2 separate regions of the Homo sapiens genome follow, and region 1 is linked to region 2. A link is an interaction called in ENCODE POLR2A ChIA-PET data of the cell type or tissue named here. Cell type or tissue: OCI-LY7. All regions are shown on one strand. Each heading gives the region's core, and the rest is flanking DNA. Links, peaks and the distances in the headings are about the cores only.

Region 1 (11,021 bases), core at 5,071-7,570, 170 kb after region 2:
AGCAGTTTAAAAAGGTAAAAACTAGGAAACAGACAGCAGGGGGGCAGGAGGGTAGAGAGAATGGGTGGAAGAGAGTAATCTTTGAAATAGAACACTGGGCATACCTGTAACAATAATGAGTAGAACATTCGGTATACCTGTACCAATGCACATGAACACTATAACTGAATCTCTCATTTTACCTTGGGTGAAGCCAGTAAATGTCAAGTATCCACATGTAGCAAAGAATATACAGATAAATACAGAAATCACGATGGACATATGGATAAGGCGGGACCACTTAGCTACTGTGGGTTCTTCTAGAGAACTGTAAACTAAGAAGGAGTTATGGTGGCAAATAAATGCTGCAATACAAAAAAAAAGAGCATTATTAAATCAAGCACCAGGGTTTTCTTTTTTAGTTCTGAAATTCAGAGATATATACTACTTTAGATGCCAATGAACTGAAGTTTAAACATACAACTTTATTAATATGTCAGAAAATAATTTTTCTAATAGTTCTAGAAATGAGACCATTCATTCACATCAGGCTTATGTGGTCTTTTCATGTTACTCTTGATATAAACCAGGCCAGTCCAACATTCTCTCTCATTTTCCTTTTCCTAATGACCCTTCCCATCTGAAGGAAATCTTTTTCCCATCGTTTTCATCCTGTGGCTTCCTTTGCCATTTGGGACATAATAAAGGGTTTGAAGAAGTCCATAACACTTGCTAGCCTTCCAAGTTAAGAAACAAGATGACTGTAATGAGTTTCTGCATGAGAAATAGATTTCTCCAAATTGAAGCAAATTTTAGTGATGAGTGAGAAAAGTTTGAGCCTAATTTTATATTGGCACAAACTAGATCATATGCTGCTAATAGGAAGTCTAAAACTTAGGACATCTGCTATCCAGACATAAATATGAAACACAGCACTTTTTCATGGAACAGAGAACTCCACATTGAGAAAGGGCCTTTGAAACCAAATACTCACCAAAAGACATAACCCCGACCGCTTGAATGGCATTGGGCTTTGCAAATACCCAAGCGTCTTCTGTTTTTGGTCTAGAAGAAAAATCAGTTAACTTGATAAATTGTTAAATAAATACAAGCATCAGTATATCAGATAACAAGAAATGGTATCACAAATATAAACTGAGTGTCTTTAAGCCAGAAATTAATAAGGGGCTCCCATTAATCTTGTGTAATCATGAATAAATTTCCCAGGAGCATGAGTGTTATCTCTTAACCCCAGTCCTCTAAAATGTATGTCAAATACTTGGACAAATTCTATTTTTACATATGTAAAATATCCAGACTATGTAATTTTGTGAATTTGTTTATTTGCTCATCAATTTAACAGACAGCATTGATTATGCACCTACCAGTTCAGCTACCTTTTGAGGGAGATACAAAAATTAACAATGCCCAGTTACTGCTGTTCATTCCGCTCTTATTTTTTTCAGGCTTAACCTACCCAAGAAAAATTTAGTCAGCACTAAAATTTATTGAGAGAGGTAAACATGAACTAATACTAATTGAGGATGTACTATCTTCTAGAAACTCTACTGTGTTATCTCATTTAATTTTCAAAATAACACTTAAGTATTATTATCACCATTTAACACATGAAGAAAATCAAGCTCTGGATGGTGATATAACTTGCCAAGCTTCCACAAATAATTAGTGAAGAAGTTGAGATTTATCTTCCTGGTTTATTCACTCCCATGTTTTTTCCAGGCAGAACCATCTGACAGTGGCCTCAAATTCCCAACTGTAGATGTATTTCTCAAGGGAATTTTGGAAATATATGCACTTTAAACAGCTTGAAACAGGCTACATCCTAGTGGAATTAAAATATTTGATATTGGCAGTGATAGGTCTACCTGGCTAACACATCATGAATAATGATGAACAGCAGAGGCTCTAAGGTCAGTTAGCTTAAATTGTTCTTCTGGCCTCCTTCCACTTATTAGCTGTGTGATTTTAGGCAAGTTACAGGACCTCTCTGTGCTTCAATTTCAACATTTATAAACTGGGGATAATTGTAGTATCTAACTCATTAAGTGACTGTGTAGATTAAATGAGATAAAATATGTAAAACTTCTGGAAGAGAGTTTATCACATAGCACATGTTCAATAAACAGTTATTAGTATTAATGTTATTATCCAGCATTATTAATAAAGGCAGCAAAAAGTCTAAAAGTATGGCCAACTTCCCTGGGAAGGGAAGGCTTGAGTAAGACTCAAAACAATGCATGAAGAATGGAACAGGGATATTCCTAGGAAGCATGAAAAGGCGCTGGGTATTTTCAATAAAAAACAGAAATTCTAAAGATGAAGACCCATCTATTTCATAAGTTTGTTTATTCATCCTCTATGTAAAGAAGGTACATACAAAAAAATCTTGTTTGTTGTCCACACTTTGTGGGATTTATGCATTATATCATCCTTTTTCCCATATATGAAACGAGCAGTTACAGACACAAAGAAACTTCACAGAAAGGCAGGCCTGCAAGAGAGGCCACAGATTGTTATAAGACTTGCTCCAATTCCCAGTTTTGGGAGTGGGAACTACTGCCACCTGCTGCCTCCACTACTCTAAAAGCAGTCGACATTAAAAGCAGCATACCTGTTAAATTCCAATGTTAATGTGGAAAAAATACATATTTTGTACATGATCCTTAGAAAATGATTTCAGTCAGGCAGCACTAACAGTTGTAGAAACTTGAGGATTCTCTAACTTTGCAATATGCTTTAAATGGTATGCTTTCCCTCTTATGGTTTTTGCACTTGGAAAATATTCACCCTTACTCCCCAACCCTAGTACAGATTGTGGTGGTGTCCTACTTTTTAAATCTTATATTAGTAATAAAATGTAGAAGTTTCATTTTCATTTTTTCTCTTCCATTTAAATTTTTTCCCTGGGTCCATATGGTTCCTTGGGTATATTCCCGGAGTGTGAAACAATACCTAGAGATAATTTTGGATTTTCTCTGTTCATCATAATGATGATGATTTTATAAGATGGAAAGTGCCAAAAAAGATGTTACAGATAGGAAAATGCATATGTCTAAATCTAGGGAAAGAGAAGGAAACAGATATTGAATATGGCTTTCCAATCATTTATAAAATAGCCTAGGATTGAGTTCCAGATACAATCAGTTGTACAGGAAAAAAAAAAAAGAGAGAGAAGAAAGTTCTCGGGTATATTTTATGAGATTGCTGAAACTTTGATACTCAACCTGGATGGAAACATAAAGTTATAGACCTTTTGACTTTAAACTGTAAATGCTGAAATATGAAATCAAATGCCATCAAGCAATTTATAAGATAAGGAATTATGACTACGAATATTTTTTCAATAAATGCAAGGGGAGTTTAATAACAAAATATTAATATAATCAATATTTATTAATAGCTGTTATATTAATAGATATTGGTGTAATTTACCACATTAACAGATTAATGAAGGAAAGAAGCTTATGACCATTTCAAAATATATAGAAAAGCATACAACTCAGTATTTATTTTGAAAAACATGGTGAGCAAACTAATAATAAAATAGAACTTCCTTTACTGGATAAGGAATGTCCACCAAATCCTATAGCAAATGGCATATTTAAAAGTGAAAAGTTAGAAATACTCTACTTAAGGGATGAAACCAGATAGGATGTTCAATATCACTGCATCCTGAATATATTATTGATATTCCTAGCTGATTCAATAAAATAAGTGATGTGTAATCATTGAAAAGATTGTGTAAATTATTTGTACACAACATAATTACACATATGGAAAATTTATGCATATGGAAAATAAGAGTATTCAGCAAGGTTACTGGATACAAGTTCAATACACAGAAAACATCAAGTGGGCTGATGTACACAAACAATGACCAATTAAAATGTTTTTTTAAGTGGCAGTGACAACAAAAACACTAAATACTTTAAAAGATGTGCATGATTTTAACGTCATGTTAAACTTTTATTGAAAGACACAAATAAATGGAGAAATATACCATATCCATACACACAAATGGGAAGACTCAATATCATATAAACATCAATTTACCCCAAATTAATTTTTAAATTCAAATAATAAAATACAGAAAAAAAGAAATCAAAGAATAAAATACAATATTGAGGCTGGGCATGATGGTTCACGCCTGAAATCCCTGCACTTTGGGAGGCCGAGGCAGAAGGATTGCTTTGAGTTCAAGACTGGCCTGGGCAACACAGGGAGATCCAGGCTCTACAAAAAATAAAAACATTAGCCAGGCATGATGGTGTGTGCCTATACACCCAACTACTCGAGAAGCTGTGATGGGAGAATCACTTGAGCTTGGAAGGTTGAGGCTGCAGTGAGCCATGATCACCCCATTGCACTCTAGCTTGGTCAATAGAGTACGACCCTGCCTCAAAATGAATAAAATAAAATAAATAAAATATTGAAGGAGGAAAAGAAATTTAAAACTCAAAAAAACCCCATAATATTAAAGTTATAATAAAGATAAACAATAAAATCAATGGAAGGTAAATATAAAACATCCATATGATAAAATTATTTATATACACATTTAAAAATACAAAGGTAAGCTAAAAGCTGGAAGATGACATTGGTCATGCATACACAGTTGTCCCTTGGTATGTGGGAGGGATTGGTTCCAGGACCCTCCATTGGATATCAAAAGCCATGGATGCTCAAGTCCCTGATATAAAATGGTTTAATACTTGCATATAACTTAAGCACATACTTTTATATAATTTAAATTATCTCTAGATTGCTTACAATATCTAATACAATGTAAATTCTATATAAATAGTAGTCATACTGTATTTTAAAATTTGTATCATTATTGTCATATTGTTATTTTTAATTTTTTTCCAATATTTCTGTCCACAGTTGGTTGTGTCTGCACATGCAGAAGCTGTGAATACAGAGGGCCATGATCAAGAAATAGTATACAGTATATACACAGTACTCCCCCCTTATCTATAGGGTGTATGTTCCAAGATATAACCTTGCAAGGTATTCTATTTACAGCCTAGTGTACGCCCCCTGCCCAAATGAAATAACTTCCATAGACCAGGCGTGGTGCTCACGTCCGTAATCCCAGCACTTTGAGAGACTGAGGGAGGTGGGTCACAAGGTCAGGAGTTCGAGATCAGCCTGACCAACATGGTGAAACCCCGTCTGTACTAAAAATACAAAAATTAGCCGGGTGTGGTGGCGTGGGCCTGTAATCCCAGCTACTCAAGAGACTGAGGCAGGAGAATCACTTGAACCTGGGGGGTGGAGGTTGCAGTGAGCAGAGATTGTGCCCCACTGCACTCCACTCCAGCCTGGGTGACAGAGCAAGACTCCGTTAAAAAAAAAAAAAAAAAGAAAGGAAGGAAGAAAGAAATAACTTTCCTAAGGCAGAAAATATATTTTAAATAAAATGTTTGAATTTTAACTTAAACCCCCATGCAAATTAATAATCAAAAGTTAAACTTGGACACCCAATTAAACATGTGTAGATGGGCCACATAAGTTTATCTTTTCTTTTTTCTAAGACCCCACTAAAATGCTACTAAAGAAATTTAAAAGAGGAATAAATTCATGAGGGAGAGGATAGTGGGAGAAGAGATATCCGAGGAGAAGACACTCTATGAAAACGAAACTGGATACTTCTGTGATGACTATTGAGAGTAGAAGATGTTGCAACCATGTAGAGGGAGCTCATGATGAGAAAGAGGTGATTCACTTTACAAAACCCCTGTGTGTGCAGGACTCAGAGATACCAGAAAGCTACCGAGAATGCTCCAACAAAAGGAGAAAGGAAAGAAAACGGAAGATCTGGGATCATGGATAGAGGGTATACAACACAAAAAGGAGGTAAAAGGAAGTCCTAGGATGATCATGGGGGAGCAAAGTGAGAAAGCAATCTGTCTAGAATGGAGGGCAGAGCTGAAGGCTCTGGGATGGATGTGTTCAGGAAAAATAATAAAATTATAGATTATATGTTTGAGCATCTGGAAAAGAAGTAACAAAAATGATCAAATTCAAAAGCTAAACTGGACATCCAGATAAACACAAAACTGAAATCAAGTGGTAATTGTAGAGAAAAAAAAAAGGAAAAGTGTACAAGAAGAGAAACATAAACTTAATTTTAAAAGTTGTGGTATTCTCCATGTATTTAAGAAGAGGAAAGATAGCTTGAGAGAGCTAAATCTTCATCTACTGTAAGAGAAGATAACAGTGAGACACCAAAAAAGGCACTTAGACTCATATTACTTAGAAATAGAGATGTGAATGCCAAGAGATAAGGCTTAAAGGGTTGAAATAAAAAAGGTTTTGGTAGGAGGCTACTCTATTTCATTAAAAGCCATTTGTAATCTTTGATTTCATAAAATCAAGTTAATAAATTTTATTTTATTTTACTTTATTTTATTTGTGAGACAGGGTCTCACTGTAACCCCAGGCAGTGGTGTGATCATAGCTCACTGCAGCCTCAAACTCCTGGCCTCAAGAGGTCCTCCAGCCTCTGCCTCCCAAGTAAGCTGGACTATAGGTACATGCCACCACACTTGGCTATATTTTTAATTTTTTTTTTTTTTGTAGAGGTGGGGGTCTTGCTATGTTGTCTAGGCTGGTCTTGAACCACTGGTCTAAGGGATCCTCCTGCTTTGGCCTCCCACAGTGCTGAGATTACAAGTGTGATCCACCTCACCTGGCCTGTGAATGTATTCTTTTGAGAAAAATAAACACGTTGAATAAATGCACATAAAAGTAACATTGAAAAGAAGCAGTATTCCTTACAATACCTTAGGAAGCTTTAAAAAGATCTAGGCAAATAATGGTTACTGTAAAATTTAGATCATTTTAACAGCAATGATTCGTGTTTCAAAATATTTTAGTACTACCAAAAATAGGGACTGGCTTATAGCAGTTTGTAGCCTTAGAACAGCAAACACTTTTACAATTAATTACTTCCCTTACCCTGGAAAATCTAAACAAATGCTTCATTATATATTTTTAATAAATCGTTTGTGTTTATGGGGGTTGTGGTTGGAGATGGAGAGCTTTGGGGAGTTAAATTCATTTTGTAATATTGTCTCAGTTTGGATTCTTGCATTCTGAAATTTTATCCTGGTTTGAAAGACAAACTCTTATCTTTATAACAGGTGAATAACAATAAGGCAATGTAGAAGAAAGCAAGTCCCATCAAAGGGAGCTCCAGTCTCTATAGACTGATAAAAAGGAGCCTCAGAACTTAAACCTCTGGATCAGGAGAATCAAAAAACATCATGCCTCTCTATGATACCCGCCCAAACTCTTTCAGCTAAACAGAAGCACTTTCAAATATACAATTCCGGCAGAGTCTGCATTTTTGTTGTAAGAGCCTCATGTTTTTAGTCAGACACATCCGGGAGTTGAGTGCTTTGGATGACACAAAACAAAGGCTCCATGTTGCCTGTCACACCACAAGCTATTAATGACAAGCAGATCTGACCTCTTCCCCCAGCTCCTGCATCCACTGAAGGCTCTGTCACTTCCTCACTCTCAGCTCACTTGTATTCTGATTCTGTTCTATAGACAAAACCTTGGTTTACATTAATATATAAAGCTGCTCAGGAGAATCCTTCTTAGGAATCACTCTGAACATTAAAACTGATTCATTTAAAAACGCACACCCACACAAATGGGAAAAGCAGTCTTCGCTTGCGGATTGGAAGAATCAATATCATTAAAAGAACTATACTACCCAAAGCAATCTACAGATTCAACACTATTCCTATCCAACATCATTTTTTAAATTTAGAAAAAAACTATTATGAAATTCGTATGGAATGAGAAAAGCCCCATTAGCTAAAACAACCCTGAATAAAAAGAACAAAGCCAGAGGCATCACATTATCTGACTTCAAACTATATTATGAGGCTACAGTAACCAAAGAAGCATCATACTAGTACACAAACAGACACATAGACCAATGGAACAGAATAGAGAATCCAGAAATAAAGCCACACACCTACAACCATCTGGTCTTTGACAAAGTCGACAAAAATAAGCAATGGGGAGAGGATTCCCTAGCCAATAAGTGGTGCTGAGATAACTGGCTAACCATATGCAGAAGAATGAAACTAGACCCCTACCTTTTTCCATATACAAAAACTAACTTGAGATGGATTAGAGATTTAAATGTAAGACCTCAAACTATAAAAATCCTAGAGAAAACCTAGGAAATACCCTTCCCGACATTGGCCTTGGCGAGGAATTTATGGCTAAGGCCTCAAAAGCAATCACAACAAAAACAAAGACTGACAAGTGGGACCTAATTAAACTAAAAAGCTTCAGCACAGCAAAAGAAACTATCAACAGAATAAACAGACAACCTACAGAATGGGAGAAGATATTTACAAACTCTGTATATGACAAAGTTCCAATATCCAGAATCTGTAAGGAACTTAATTTGACAAGCAAAAACCAAATAACTCCATTAAAAGGTGGGCAAAGGATATGAACAGACATTTCCCAAAAGAAGAAGACAAACAAATAGCCAATGAACATATGAAGAAATGCTCAACATTACTAATTATCAGAGAAATGCAAATCAAAACCACAATGAGATACCATCTCACACTAGTAGAAATAGCGATAATTAAAAAGTAAAAACAAACAACAAACAAAAAACAGATGCTTCCAGCCTGGGCAACGTAACTGGGACCCCATCTCTACAAAATAAAAAAAAAATTAGCCACGCGTGGTGGTGCACACCTGTAGTCCCAGTTACTTAGGAGGCTGAGGTAGGAGGATTGCTTGAGCCTAGAAGGTCAAAGTTGCAGTGAGCCATGATTGCACCACTGCACTCCAGCCTGGATGAGAGAGCAAGACCCTGTCTTGAAAAATAAAAAAAAAAAACAAATGTTAGTGGGGCTGTGGAGAAAAGGGAACACTTATACACTATTGGTGGGAATGTGAATTAGTGCAGCCACTGTGGAAAGCAGTTTGGAGATATTTCAAATAAATTAAAACAGAACTACCATTCAACCAAGGAGTCCCGTTACTGGGTACACACCCAGAGGAAAATAAATCACTCTACAAAAAAGTCACATGCACTTGTATGTTCACTGCAGCAGTACTCACAATAGCCAAGACGTAAAATCAACCTAGGTGCCCATCAACAGTGGATTGCATAAAGAAAATATGGTACATATACACCATGAAATCCTATGCAGCCATAAAAAAGAATGAAATCATGTCCTTTGCAGCTACATGGATGCAGCTTGGAGGCCATTATCCTAAGCAAATTAACACAGGAACAGAAAAGCAAATGCCATATGTTCTCACATATAAGTAGGAGCTAAACATTGGGTACATGTGGATATAAAGATGGGAACAACAGACACTGGAACTGGGAATACAGACTACTAAAGAATGGAAAGAAGGAGGGGGCAAAGGTTGAAAAAATACCTATTGGGTTCTCTGCTCACTACCATAGTAATGACGGGATCATTTGTACAGGTGACTGGATCACTTGTACTCTAAACCTCAGTGTCATCCAATAAACCCATGTAACAAACCTGCACCTGTATCCCCTGAATATAAAATACAAGTTGAAATTATTTTAAAAGTATATATTCTAATTAGTTCCTGTACATCCTGTAAGAAAAGCTTGATGCAAATCATTTCTAATTAAAAAAGACAATGGATCAAATATTCATTAAACCAAAATAAACTCTTCAAAAATAAACTTATTAAAAAGCTGATTTCTAGTTAAAATTTACATAAAACTTTATGGTAATTTTTTGCTGAAATATAAATTTTATTTATTATTTATTATTTATTTATTTATTTTGAGATGGAGTCTCGCTCTGTCGCCCAGGCTGGAGTGCAGTGGCGCAATCTCGGCTCACTGCAAGCTCTGCCTCCTGGGTTCACGCCATTCTCCTGCCTCAGCCTCCCGAGTAGCTGGGAATACAGGCACCAGCCACCATGCCCGGCTAATTTTTTGTATCCGCGCCCAGCTAATTTTTTGTATTTTTAGTAGAGACGGGGTTTCACTGTGGTCTCGATCTCCTGACCTCGTGATCTGCCCGCCTCAGCCTCCCAAAGTGCTGGGATTACAGGCGTCAGCCACTGTGCCCGGCCTGAAATATAAATTTTTAAAATATGAATCATATAAAAAGCTAGCCCAGCTTGGCACCATAAACATCACAAATACTTCATTTTTGCCATTTGGGACACCAGTCTCTTTTAATTCTTATTCTGTCACCTACTGGGCGTTCTCTAATTCCTCTGTTAATGCTTTAAAATTGGTGTTAACTGTGTTTACCTCTGTGGGTTTGGATTAAAAGGGCAGAGTATAGGTGGGAGGGGGCAGGATTTCACTTTTTTAACATGATGAAAACTTGTGAGAATTATGGGTGTCGCTTTGGTTCTTTGTTGTGCTTTTTCACAAAACAGAATTAAAATATCATGTGAATTTAAACTAAAAATAAATGTAACTTCAGATGTGATGTCCAGATAATTCTTTGTCACTAGGGTTCTACTTGGATTGTGCTTCTCTTCACTTTATATGCAGTCCCTGTACAGTTTTCCACATCACCCTCTCCGAAATCCAGACTTGCATTTCCAAAAGATTGGGTGACTTCTACTCCTCTTCCCACAAGGATCCCACAAAATGAGGATATATTTAAAATATACTATATATTTTTTCCAGATCATCTTCCCTTCCTATCCTGGTAAATAACATAAAAGAAGGTAGACCTCTGTATGTCTCCCTAGCAGCGTATTCATAATTCTATTAAATAGTCCACTGAGGTTATCTCTTATGTGATCTTTGCCCCACTCCACATTCTAATAAGCTGTAAGAGGTCTTCAGAAAAGGAGTGTGATATATTGGTCTTAATAGCCCCAGTACCTAGAAGAGTGACTTACCCAGTAGACATTTAATAAGTGTTAGTTTGCTGGCAGACTCTTCTATTTTATTCCTTTGGCAGTGAGTTCTGGGCCATCTACCCATATAGTTCTCCAAGCTGGAAACTTTGGTATCA
Region 2 (11,021 bases), core at 5,584-8,083:
CACATGCCCAGCTCATTTTTGTATTTTTACTAGACACCAGGTTTTGCCATGTTGGCCAGGCTGGTCTTGAACTCCTGACTTAAGCAATCCTCCCACCTCAGCCTCCCAAAGTGCTGGGATCACAGGCATGAGCCACCACACTGGGGCATTTACATTAGACTTCTAGGAAAAACATCCTAATGTTCTCAGTTGTTATTTCAATTTAATAATGTATTTGTAACTTTTGTTCCTGAAAAATGGAAAGCAATGTGAATAAGACCAAGATCCTTCCACAGTGAATGTGCAATACAACCGAGAAGATGCAATGCATAATTACATAATACAAAACGAAAAAGAAGGGTCATCAAACAGATGGCAACTTTGAAAATTTAGGTCAGTGAAAGCCAGCTGAGACCAGCTGTGTGTGGTGGGGAGCAGGATCAAGGCATGCTTCAAAGAGAAAAGACAAGAGACTCAGGTCTTGAAAGAAAAGTAGAATTTTGATAAGCAGAGCCTGTAGGGTCAATTATATGTTAGTTCCCAATTGTGATCCATACACATTAAATTTAGGAATGTGTTTATCCAGTTTGCTTACTACATAGTCCAGTCTAGTGAAAAGAATACCAGATGGAAGCCTGGATTTGGCCTGAATCCTAAGTAGCTTTAAGACTTTAACTTATTTGACCTTTTAGTCACCAGCAAAATTTTGAAAATATCTTTTACCTACTCACATTCTCCTAACATTAATTTTTTGGTCAGAGGCTCCGAAGTAATAACAAAATTGTCACCCAAAGTTAAAAGTACAGTGAAAATAATCAAATGTGTGTTATCATCTAAATATAGGAAATTCTGATAATATAAACTAAAGAGAAAAATGTAACATTAACATTCAATAACAACTATACTTAAGAATACTAAGTTTTTAAAATATTTAAATATTTAAAAATCACAGTAACTGCCATTGAAGCCTCCTCACCCCTTTTAAACGGGAATGTTTCAACCAGTTTTCTTATCAAATAGATTTTCACATATGCTTTTCTTCACCGGTGGCCTTGTTTGACTATCAGTCTACTCTTTAGAGGCTTTTCCCCTTAACAGTAAACAACAGCAAATTTCACATAAGGGTAGGTGGAGAGGAGGTTATACTGGAAAGATATTTATAATAAGAAAACTCCCCCACATCAGGGCAAAAATTCATTATTCAAGCTTAAAAATAACAAGCTACAGTAAATTATTGCTTATGCAAATCATTGCTTTATTAAAATTATCTCAATATTATACTCAATTTTAATAATGAGAATTAAGGCAAAATTTGCATTATTCAATAATATATTTTGATAATATCATAATCTCATTTTAACACCGAATTCAATTAGTGTCCTACTATTACTGCTGATTGGTCTTTTTATCATTTTGATTTACAGGGCACTCCAAAATCATGTGCCCACTGTAATCATTACTCCATTACTGTCAATATAATATCCTTAAAATAGATAAAAAGAGGAAATAAAAGAGCTCAGCAAAACATAATTCTAGTCTTGATTTGAAAAAGCAAAGGTTTAAAATGCTGTATGAGATATACTTACATCCTTAATAAGCTACTCAACTCCAATGGGCTCTCATCAGTTTGCTGTATTTATCATATTTATAAAGTATTCTTATAGATTCATTCAGAAAAGTGCTATACAAAAAATATGGCTTCAATATTAAATACAAAAATATGAGTGAATTCTCAGTCTTAAAACAATAGGGTTTTTAAGTATTGCAGTCTAAAGACCAAAAATAAATTTAACAGTAACCCTCTCTCAGCACAAAGAGGGCAATCAAACATAGATAGGATTTATTGTGGTAAGTGTTGATGAGGCAGTCCTTCAAAATAACTGGCAGTGTTTTGATGGCCACTAAAGTATGTATTTCAATTATAAATTGAAGACCAATTTCTCAACACGATTTCTCAGTTTCTCTGTCTGGGTTTAATGAAACAACAGAAGAATTTTTTAAACAAGATTTGTTCAGAAGTGGGCATAACATTGTATTATGTGCTCAAGAGAATACAATTAAAAACAATAAAGCCCTTTTTTCTTGATGAGCCTAATTTCAAATAGTGAGTATGTCAAAAGGGCTTGAAAAGATATGCAATAATGAAAATCGACAAGGAGAAACCCAAAACATTATATGACTCTCATATTACATTTTTTTTTTCTCAAGGTTGCCAATAACCTATGAGGGTCCAAATCATAGACAACTGTCTGTCTCATCTTGGTCACACTGAGCACTATTTCACAGCCACTCAAGTCCTCTGTGAGGGATTGTCTTCCCTTGGCTTCTTCATGTGGGCACACAATCTACTGTTTCTTCCTTCTTCACTGCCACTCCTCAGTCTCCCCATCCTCACCTCCTCTGATTTCTAAATGTTGGGGCAACCCAGGGTCCATTCTCTGCCTTTTTCTCTTCTTTCTACAACCTCCACCTCCAAGAGACTTCATAAAAGCCCATGGCTTCAAATATCACTATATGTCAGTGGCCGTCAAATTTACATCTCCAACCTGACTTGTTTATTGAGCTCTGACTTTTATTCCCAACAATCTCATGGTTATCTCCATTTGGATGTCCCATAGGTATCTCAAATGTTCTATAACCAAAACTTGATTCTCCTCTTCATCTCTAATCCTCATTCTCACACAAACCTACTCTATATTATTCCCCATCTCTACAAATGGCTCCACTAACCACCCAGTTAACTCAAGCAAAAAAACTCCAGCAGGCATACTTTAATTCCTCTCTGTCCTTTATCTCCTATTTCCAATCTGTTAACAATTCCCCTGGGATCTAAACTCTAAAACATATCCTGAACTTCTATACTTTTCACCAGCTCCCTGCTACCACCCTGGTAATCAAGGCATCATCTTTTCTTGCCCAAACTGCTTCAAAAGCCTTTTCACTGGTCTCTCCTGTTTCTCCTCTTGTCCCTTAAAATCTATTCTCCCCTGTAGTAGTCAGAGTGAACTTTTAAATATGTATGCCATTAGGTCAGTGGGGGAGAAAAACAAGAAAGAAGACATAAATCAGATCACATCTCTCTAATCCTTCACTGGCCTTCCAATGCATTGATGAACCCAAATTCTTTTCCTTGGCTTGCAGGCCCCAAATGAGCTAGCCTGGTGGTTCTCAAAGTATGGTTTCAGAGCAGCAGCCATAGTACTTGGCTGCCGCACCCCTGAGACAGACATAATCAGAAACATTAAGGGCAGGGCCTTACAATCCACATTTGACAACTCTCCAAGTGATTCTGATGTATGCTAAAGTCTGAGAACCAATGAGACAACCTCAGCGCCCCTCTTGTTACTCCCAGTTTCAATGCCCCATGTAATTCACACTGGCATTCTTTCCTGAAATAGACCCAGTCTCTTCACATCCAAGAGCCTTCCATAGCTTTGCCCTCGGTCCAAAATGCTTTTAACCAGAAAACTTCAAATTGCCTGCTCCTTGAGGTCATTCAGAATTCAGATAAAATATTTCCTCCTCTTAGAGGTATTCTCTAACCACTCAAAAAAGGTACCAAGGCACACCCCACCCATCGTGGCCCACTCTTCACATAGCCCTGCTTGGTCCCCATCACATTTATCACTATCTGAAATCATCCTGCTTATTTACTTATTTCCTTGTTTTTTATTTGACCCCAGAATAAAAATTCCTGGAGGGCTGGGACGTGGCCTGTCTCATTCTCTGCTGGCACCTAGAACTATAACTGGCACAAGATGGGGTTCTCTATGAGCATTTTTTTTTATTTAGTTGAGGAAGGAAGGGAGGGAAGGTCATATTAGTTTCATCAGTTCATAGGAGAGCAAAAACTTGGTGGGTTGCTGAGAGTCAACCTGTTCTGTAGCCAGAGGTATAAGAAGTCATTCAAGTCATTCATGAATATCTACTGCTAAGTCCTTTAAAGGTGCTTTTGGTCTACATTTAATCTTATGAGGCCATTGCCACTGCCATTTAGCTGGGGTTTACAGAGGTTTAAGAAATTTGCCCCAAAGCGCATAGAACATGGGACAATTACAAATGAAAACCCACCAAATCCCCCCGCCAATAACCCTAGCAAAGGCCACCCAAATAACTCCCAGTGTTTAAATAAGCCCCAAAGACATGCACATGGATAAAAGATCTCAATCCTCAGGAAGTTTCTAAATGGTTTTCCTATTTGGGGAAGGGATTAAATTGGGACTGACAAAATTTTAGATTGTATGAAGACTCCCTCATTTTGCCCAGACGCTCGGTAATTTGCCTGAAGCCATGTAATCTGTGGGACAGGACTCAAATCTGTAGCTTCCTTTGACCAATGAGAATTATGATTAATATCAGAAAAGAATAATCTAATTTTTCATTTTTAGGAATGGGACTCAACTTTCAGTTATACTTGGTATAATGTACCAAGCAAAGAGGCAGTGGCATATTCACATCAAAGAAGCACATATGGAATGCTAGTGTCATGTCCCAACAGTAAAAGCCAAACAGAACACAAGAAAAAGTAGTTTCTATCCAGTATCAACAGCAGCTAATCCTTGAGTGTTGACTGTGTGTTAGAAAATGTTTTTTACCTGCACTAACTCGTGTCCTTACTACACTATATGAAGCAAGTGCTGCCACCTCCACATTCCAGATGAGGGTGACATGCAGACAGATTAAGGAACTTGCCTAAGGTTCCTTAGCCAGTAAGTGGTGGAGCTGAAATTTAAACCCAAGGTGTCTGATTCTGAAGTTGGTGCTCTTTACTACCACATTACATCATTTCTTTGAGATCTTAAACATTCATCAAAATAAACAAAAACAACAAGTGAATGAGCAAAAGCCAGGTAGTGAAGGAGAAAAAAATATGTGGTTATTGAATATCTTCTAAGTCCTGTACAGGTGCTTTTTGTCTACGTTTAATCTTATGAGGCAGTTACCACTGCCATTTAGTTGGGGTTTACAGAGGTTTAAGAAATTTGCCCAAAAGCACAGAGAGCATGGGACAACTACAAATGAAAACCCACCAAATCCACTCCCCACTACCCAATAACCCTAGCAAGGGCCATAAGCCTCAACATTTAAACAGGAAGGCAGATACCAGATGTACCCATACCCCAGCCCTACCACTGAGACAGCTACTTCCCCAGGTGAGGTTGGAGAAACAATATACTGGACATCAAAAGGCCTGGGAGTATCCTAAATGGCCACTTGTGTTACCGTAAGTAAATCACTTAATTTCTCTGGCCTTCCATTTTCTCATTTACAAAATACAGGTATTGAACAAGATGATCCCATGCCCCTTTACCTCTGACATAAAATATTTATGCACAATTTTGTTTAGAAACTGGAAATGGAGACAAGATAGTTAGGACTAGGGTCAAGGCAGGGCACAGTGGCTGCACTAATTTACAAGTAGCATTTGGTTGAAAGAGTCACATGGACAGGACGCCCATTCCCAGGGAGTTCTTCCTATGCTGAGAACACTTCTGCTCCTGGTCAGGAAAGGGTCTCCTCTGAGGCTCACAGGAAACAGAAGCCTGGAAAATGGGATCCATTTCCAAGTGCTTTTCTCTCTCTTGGCATTCACACTAGGAAAAAATGATAAAGGGAATGGCAAACCCAAAAGAAAATTTTGAAAAGCTCTTGTTTCAGTCTCCCACACTCAATTATTTTACATTTCAACACCTGGAATACCAAGTCCCTACCACAAGCCATTCATCACTTCAGGCTTTCTGCCCCCATAGCACCTCCACTTAAGTCTGACCAATAATCCATAGTCCCATCAATTACATCCCATGTTTCTGCCACCTTAAATCTCTCTCTCCAAGGTGCACAAACAAAAAAAAAAAATGCAGAGATTTCTATTATCTTAAATACGACTTGCCTGCTTCTTCCAAGTACTCTTTCAAGTACCTTGTCATTACCCGCCTTTCTTTTGCAGCAAAACTTCTAGGACTCTGCTGTCCAATATGGCGGCCATGTAGCTACTGAGCACTTGAAGCATAATTAGTGTGACTGAGGGACTACAGTTTTAGTTTATTTAGTTTTAATTTGAATTTTAAAACTGATACTTGATTCAGTTACTGGAAAATGTTTAAGTATATTTGGGATAAGTTGAGTATGGGAATTTTTTTTTTTTTTTTTTTTAAGACAGAGGCTCACTCCGTCACCCAGGCTGGAAGGCAGTGGTACGATCTCAGCTCACTGCAACCTCAGCCTCTTGGGTTCAAGCAATTCTCGTGCCTCAGCCTCCTGAGTAGCTGGAAGTATAGGCATTCATTACCATGCCCAGCTAATTTTTGTAGAGACAGGGTCGCACCACGTTGGCCAGGCTGGTCATGAACTCCTATCCTCAAATGATCCACTTGCCTCGGCCTCCTAAAGTGCTGAAGTTACAGGTGTGAGCCACCGTGCTGGCCCAGAATCTATTTTTTCAAGTATAAATTTCATGACATCTAAATACAGATCGGGTATTTCCAATGAAAATATAACATCTGAGTTGAGAAGTGCTATAAGTGTAAAATACACACTATATTCCATAGACTTAGTAAAAGGTATTAAATATCTATTGGTAATTATTGTATGCTGACTACATGTTAAAATAATATTTTTATATACTCAGTTTAAGGAAATACATTTACCATGGTGGGCCTTCTCTAAGATGATGTCCAATGACTGCTTCCTTGTGCAGTCTCCTCCCTTTGTACGTGGGCTGGACTTAGTGACTCACTTCCAGTAAATAGAATGCAGCAACAGTGATTGGCTGTCATTTCTGAGATTAGGTTACGAAAAGACCATGGTGTTATTTTAGGTACCCTCCTGCTCTGAGAGAATCCAGCTGCCCTATGGGGAGTCCCATGTGGCAACTGACATCTCAGGCCAATAGTCACAAGAGTGAGCTTGGAAGCAAATCTCTCCCCAGTAAAGACTTGAGCCCCAGCCTACACCTTGACTGCAGTCTCATCACTCAACCAGCAAACTAGAGAATGACAGTTCTACATACACGCTGTACCTGAGTTTCAGTTTCAGGTGATTTGACGTACTCGCTGTTCTAAAGCACTGCTCCTGGCATCACCTACATTTAGAGCACATCGTCTTTGCAATCCAAGAACCTTTCTTGTTTTACACAGAAGTCTATTTTAAATTCTTTTAGGACCTTGTCTATATTTAAAGGAAACATGTAAATCCTTTTGTTCAATAATTAGCTATGATGATCTATCACACCCATCTCTGTGTGACAATGAAGTAGAGCAAATCCAAAGACAAGACACAGGTTTCCGGCTGGGTGCAGTGGCCCACACCTGTAATCTCAGCATTTTCGGAGCCCATGGCAGGAGGATCACTTGAAGCCAAGAGCCTGGATGACATAATAATACTTCATCTCTACCAAACAAATTTAAAAAATAGCCTGGCATGCTGATATGCACCTCTAGTCTCAGCTACTCGGTAGGCTGAGCCGGGAGGATCACTTAAGCCTGGGATGTCAAGGCTGCAGTGAGCCACGATTGTGCCACTGCACTCCAGCCTAGGTGACAAAGCAAGACCCTGTCTGCAATAAATATATGAAAATTTTTTTAAATGTTGTTTTTAAAGACACAGGTTTCCCTCTAGCATGTAGAGTATGGCAGAAAGAGTAAAGACGTAGCCAAGTGACTAGCACAATGCAGGAGTGAAATACCCCAGGGTACCTTGTGCATAGTTTCCAAAGTACATCACCTTATCCACCAGAAAAATTTTTTGAGTCAAAAACCATTAACATAATTTTGCCATTTTTGATTAGTACATTACCTTCTGCATAGTATGTTCAATTAATTCTTAAAGAATGAATCTACTTAAATATAGTTTCATTAGGTTGATTTTTTGTTGTTATACCTCTCTCAAATCTTCCCCTTTTACTACTTTTAAGGAACATAGCAATTATGTAAAGTGGGCCACAGGACACAATAGAACCTCTTTGTATCATTAGACCTTTGAGAATAAGGTTAGCATGAGTAGATGAAGCTTTATTGTAATTTAGTTGTCATATACCCAGAAAGACATAACCTGCTCTGTGTTCTAACTCATGTAATAAAAGGGTCATGTAGGTAATGACAGGATTCTTTAAATTTAATTTAGCTCGCAACTCAAAAGCTGTTATTTCTTAAATGAAATTAGATAGTTCACTTGCTTCTAAATGCCCTTTTAAATTCATGTAAACAAATGGACAGTATTTATCATCCTGCCATACTTTTCATGTATATATAAAAAATCACTATGCTGTGCAAGGGTGGTTCCCAAATACATCTTAGAAGTTGTTCTGCCTCATGCTTAGTTATCATTTCAGACCTTTAATAGACATAGGGCCAGCTTTTGTTCACCTTACTCTAAATACATTCTATACATATAGTACACACATACAAATGTGTGAGTATACATACGTGCGTATAGTGTGTATATGGCAGCATGAGAGAGAGAGAGAGAATGAGGGAGGGAGGGAGGGAGAGAGAGAGAGAGAGCAAGAGTGAGGGAATGTGCTAGTGAGCACCATGAGCACTTATTTTCCTTTGGCTTTCACTAGAGGTCTATTCCAAATTCACTTGCCAAGTAACTTTTCCTGAAGCAACTCTTATTCTCCTATTCTAAGCAGATATGTACTCCAGTAGAAAACATATGACTCCTAAAAATACTTGTGGTGAGGAAAAGTTTAATATTCACTATGATAGCCAGTTACTGAGATGCTAAGTAACATAATTCTCTCTCTCCATTCCCCCTCTACTCATCATCTTCAGGTAATTTCCAGGGAAATTTCTTTAACATTTAGTAATATCCTAATAATATTTTCAATTCCAAAACCCTGGTTTCTATTTTTTGTTTTGCTTATAATATCTAAAATAGTTAAAAAATGGCAAAATATATTTTTATAAAAGTTGATAGAGTAATAGTTTATTCCTAAGCAGCATCTCTAAGTCAATAAACTTATTCTAGTATCTATAAATTTAAAATAAGTGCTTTAGATAATCGTTGTATAACTTGGCCTTCACTGTTTTTGGTGGGGACATGTGGGCGATACGGCAGGGAGAAAACAAAAATATCTAGCTCACTAAATACATACAGTGTAATCTTCCAGTGACAACATTAATGCATTCCAGAAAGGCACAGGGTAATAAAAAAAGATACACACTTGCAAAAAGGAAAAAAAATCTACATACTAATCACCAAGAGTTATTGATAAAAATCAAGATTCAGAGTCAGAGATCGTGGTTTGTGTCTGGGTCTGCACAAATTAGTTATTAGGTCATTTGATCTCACTGGAACTTGAATTGCAAAACTGGAATAACACTTCCTGCCTCTCAAGGTTGCTGAGAGGGTTAAATGGGTAAGGTATATTCATTGTCTAGCACAATGGTTCTCAAACTTGGTTGCACAATGGACCCACCTACATTTAAGAAAATACTGAGGCCTAGGTGTCACTTTCAGAGATTCTGATTTAATTGGTTTGTGAGGATTTTTAAAAATCTCCCCAAGAGATTCTAAAGTGCAGCCAATTTTGAGAACCACCGGTCTCATATAATGCCTAGCACACTATTAAGTATTCAGTTAGACTTAATGATATACCTTCATTGGAACTTTATAAACTCTAATACACACATAAAGGCTTCTACCTAGTTCAATCACATTTATGTAAATAAATGTTCAATAAATGTTTATGTAAATAAATGTTCAAAAAATAAATGTTCAATCACATTTATTCACTCAGGATCAGTGAATAAAACATATCTTAAAAGTAGTCCATAAGTTTAATAATAAGTGTTTCAAATTTAAATCCCTGTTACATTTTTGTTTCCTTTTATCAAAGAGGAAAATTCCTCATGAAAGAAACAAAAATGATCTTTTACTTTATATTTTTTACTGAGATACAATTTACATAAGAAAATGCACAAATAGAAGTGAATAGAATTTTACATATATACACACACACCTCTCTCTGTCTGGGTTTCTCTCTCAAGGAGTCACCAACACAGACCAAGATATGGGATGGGAAAATATAACTACAAAGTAAAAATTAAATATTAGACCAGGCGTGGTGGTTCATGTCTACAGTTTCAGCTACTTGGGAGCCTGAGGTGGTAGGATCACCTGATCCTGGGAGGTCAAGGCTAGAGTGAGCCAAGATCATGCCACTGCACTCCAGCCTGGGTGACAGTGAGACTCTGTCTCAAAAAATAATAATAATAATAATAAAATATTAAATTTCTTATATATGTCCCATAAATAAGAAATTTCAGTTTGTCTCTGGGTTTTCCTAAATATCTTACAGGGGATGTTTACTTTTTGAACAGTTATGAAAGTCAAACTTTCTTAACAAGAAAAGGGAACAAGATGAGAAAAACATCTTGGGGAAAAATATGAGAAAAACCTTCAGCAGAAATAGCTATATCAAAGGAGGAGATATAAAATTAATGTAAACAAACGAGCGATTTGAGAAAACAGACTTAAAAGAAATATCTACAATGAGTCACAAGACAGTCAACAACATTTACTGGGCACCCACTGTGTACTTAGTGCTATATAAAGAAATTGTGAGCAGATTAAAGAAATACCATATGAGGCCCTCAGATACCAATAACTTAAAAATGGAATAAGTCCAACTAAACAATGGCAAAGATGTCCTAAATGCACTCTAGGAAAAAACTCTACATTAACTGAATGCTTATCTAGTTGCAGAAACTATGCCAAATGTTTTATATATATAATCCCCTAACAAATACTACCCTTTTTTGAATAGAACCCTAAAATAATTCATAAACATTTATAGAAATGACCAAATAACTTCTCTCAATAACAAACCCAAACCACAAAACCATGTCCCAATGCTCACTTATGATTCCAGTCATTCTTGCACAACTTTCTGCCCATACAAGTGTCAGCAGCAGCTGGACTCAACATCATCTACTGAAAGCTTCCTTTGCACTTGTGTTTGTTGCCTTGCAAGCAACATATATGGGAGAATCACTGTGGTTTAGAAAAATTAGTCCAAAAAAGGTCATAAAAATGTG

Evidence for each region. Peaks named below come from ENCODE experiments on the same cell type or tissue, not always from the same donor. Only the 100,000 strongest peaks of a DNase experiment are listed, where the experiment ranks them.
Region 1: POLR2A ChIA-PET joins it to region 2 with 6 read pairs; 2 of 35 experiments call an interaction of 5 or more read pairs at or near these places.

Annotation. Positions count from the first base shown.
Region 1 is chr2:164,914,930-164,925,950 of GRCh38, forward strand. It overlaps SLC38A11 (solute carrier family 38 member 11), which reads right to left. Exons shown (of 12, transcript NM_001351537.2): 8 at 974-1,044; 9 at 183-344. Among named protein-coding and RNA genes, the nearest start is that of SLC38A11, 35 kb to the right of the region's middle. In OCI-LY7, for the core only: no CTCF peak of the experiment used is centred there; no DNase peak of the experiment used is centred there.
Region 2 is chr2:164,747,628-164,758,648 of GRCh38, forward strand. The region is part of intron 2 of COBLL1 (cordon-bleu WH2 repeat protein like 1); the gene reads right to left. Among named protein-coding and RNA genes, the nearest start is that of SNORA70F, 65 kb to the left of the region's middle. In OCI-LY7, for the core only: no CTCF peak of the experiment used is centred there; DNase peaks (open chromatin) are centred at 6,744 and 7,284; H3K4me3 peaks cover 1,437 bases; H3K27ac peaks cover 1,646 bases.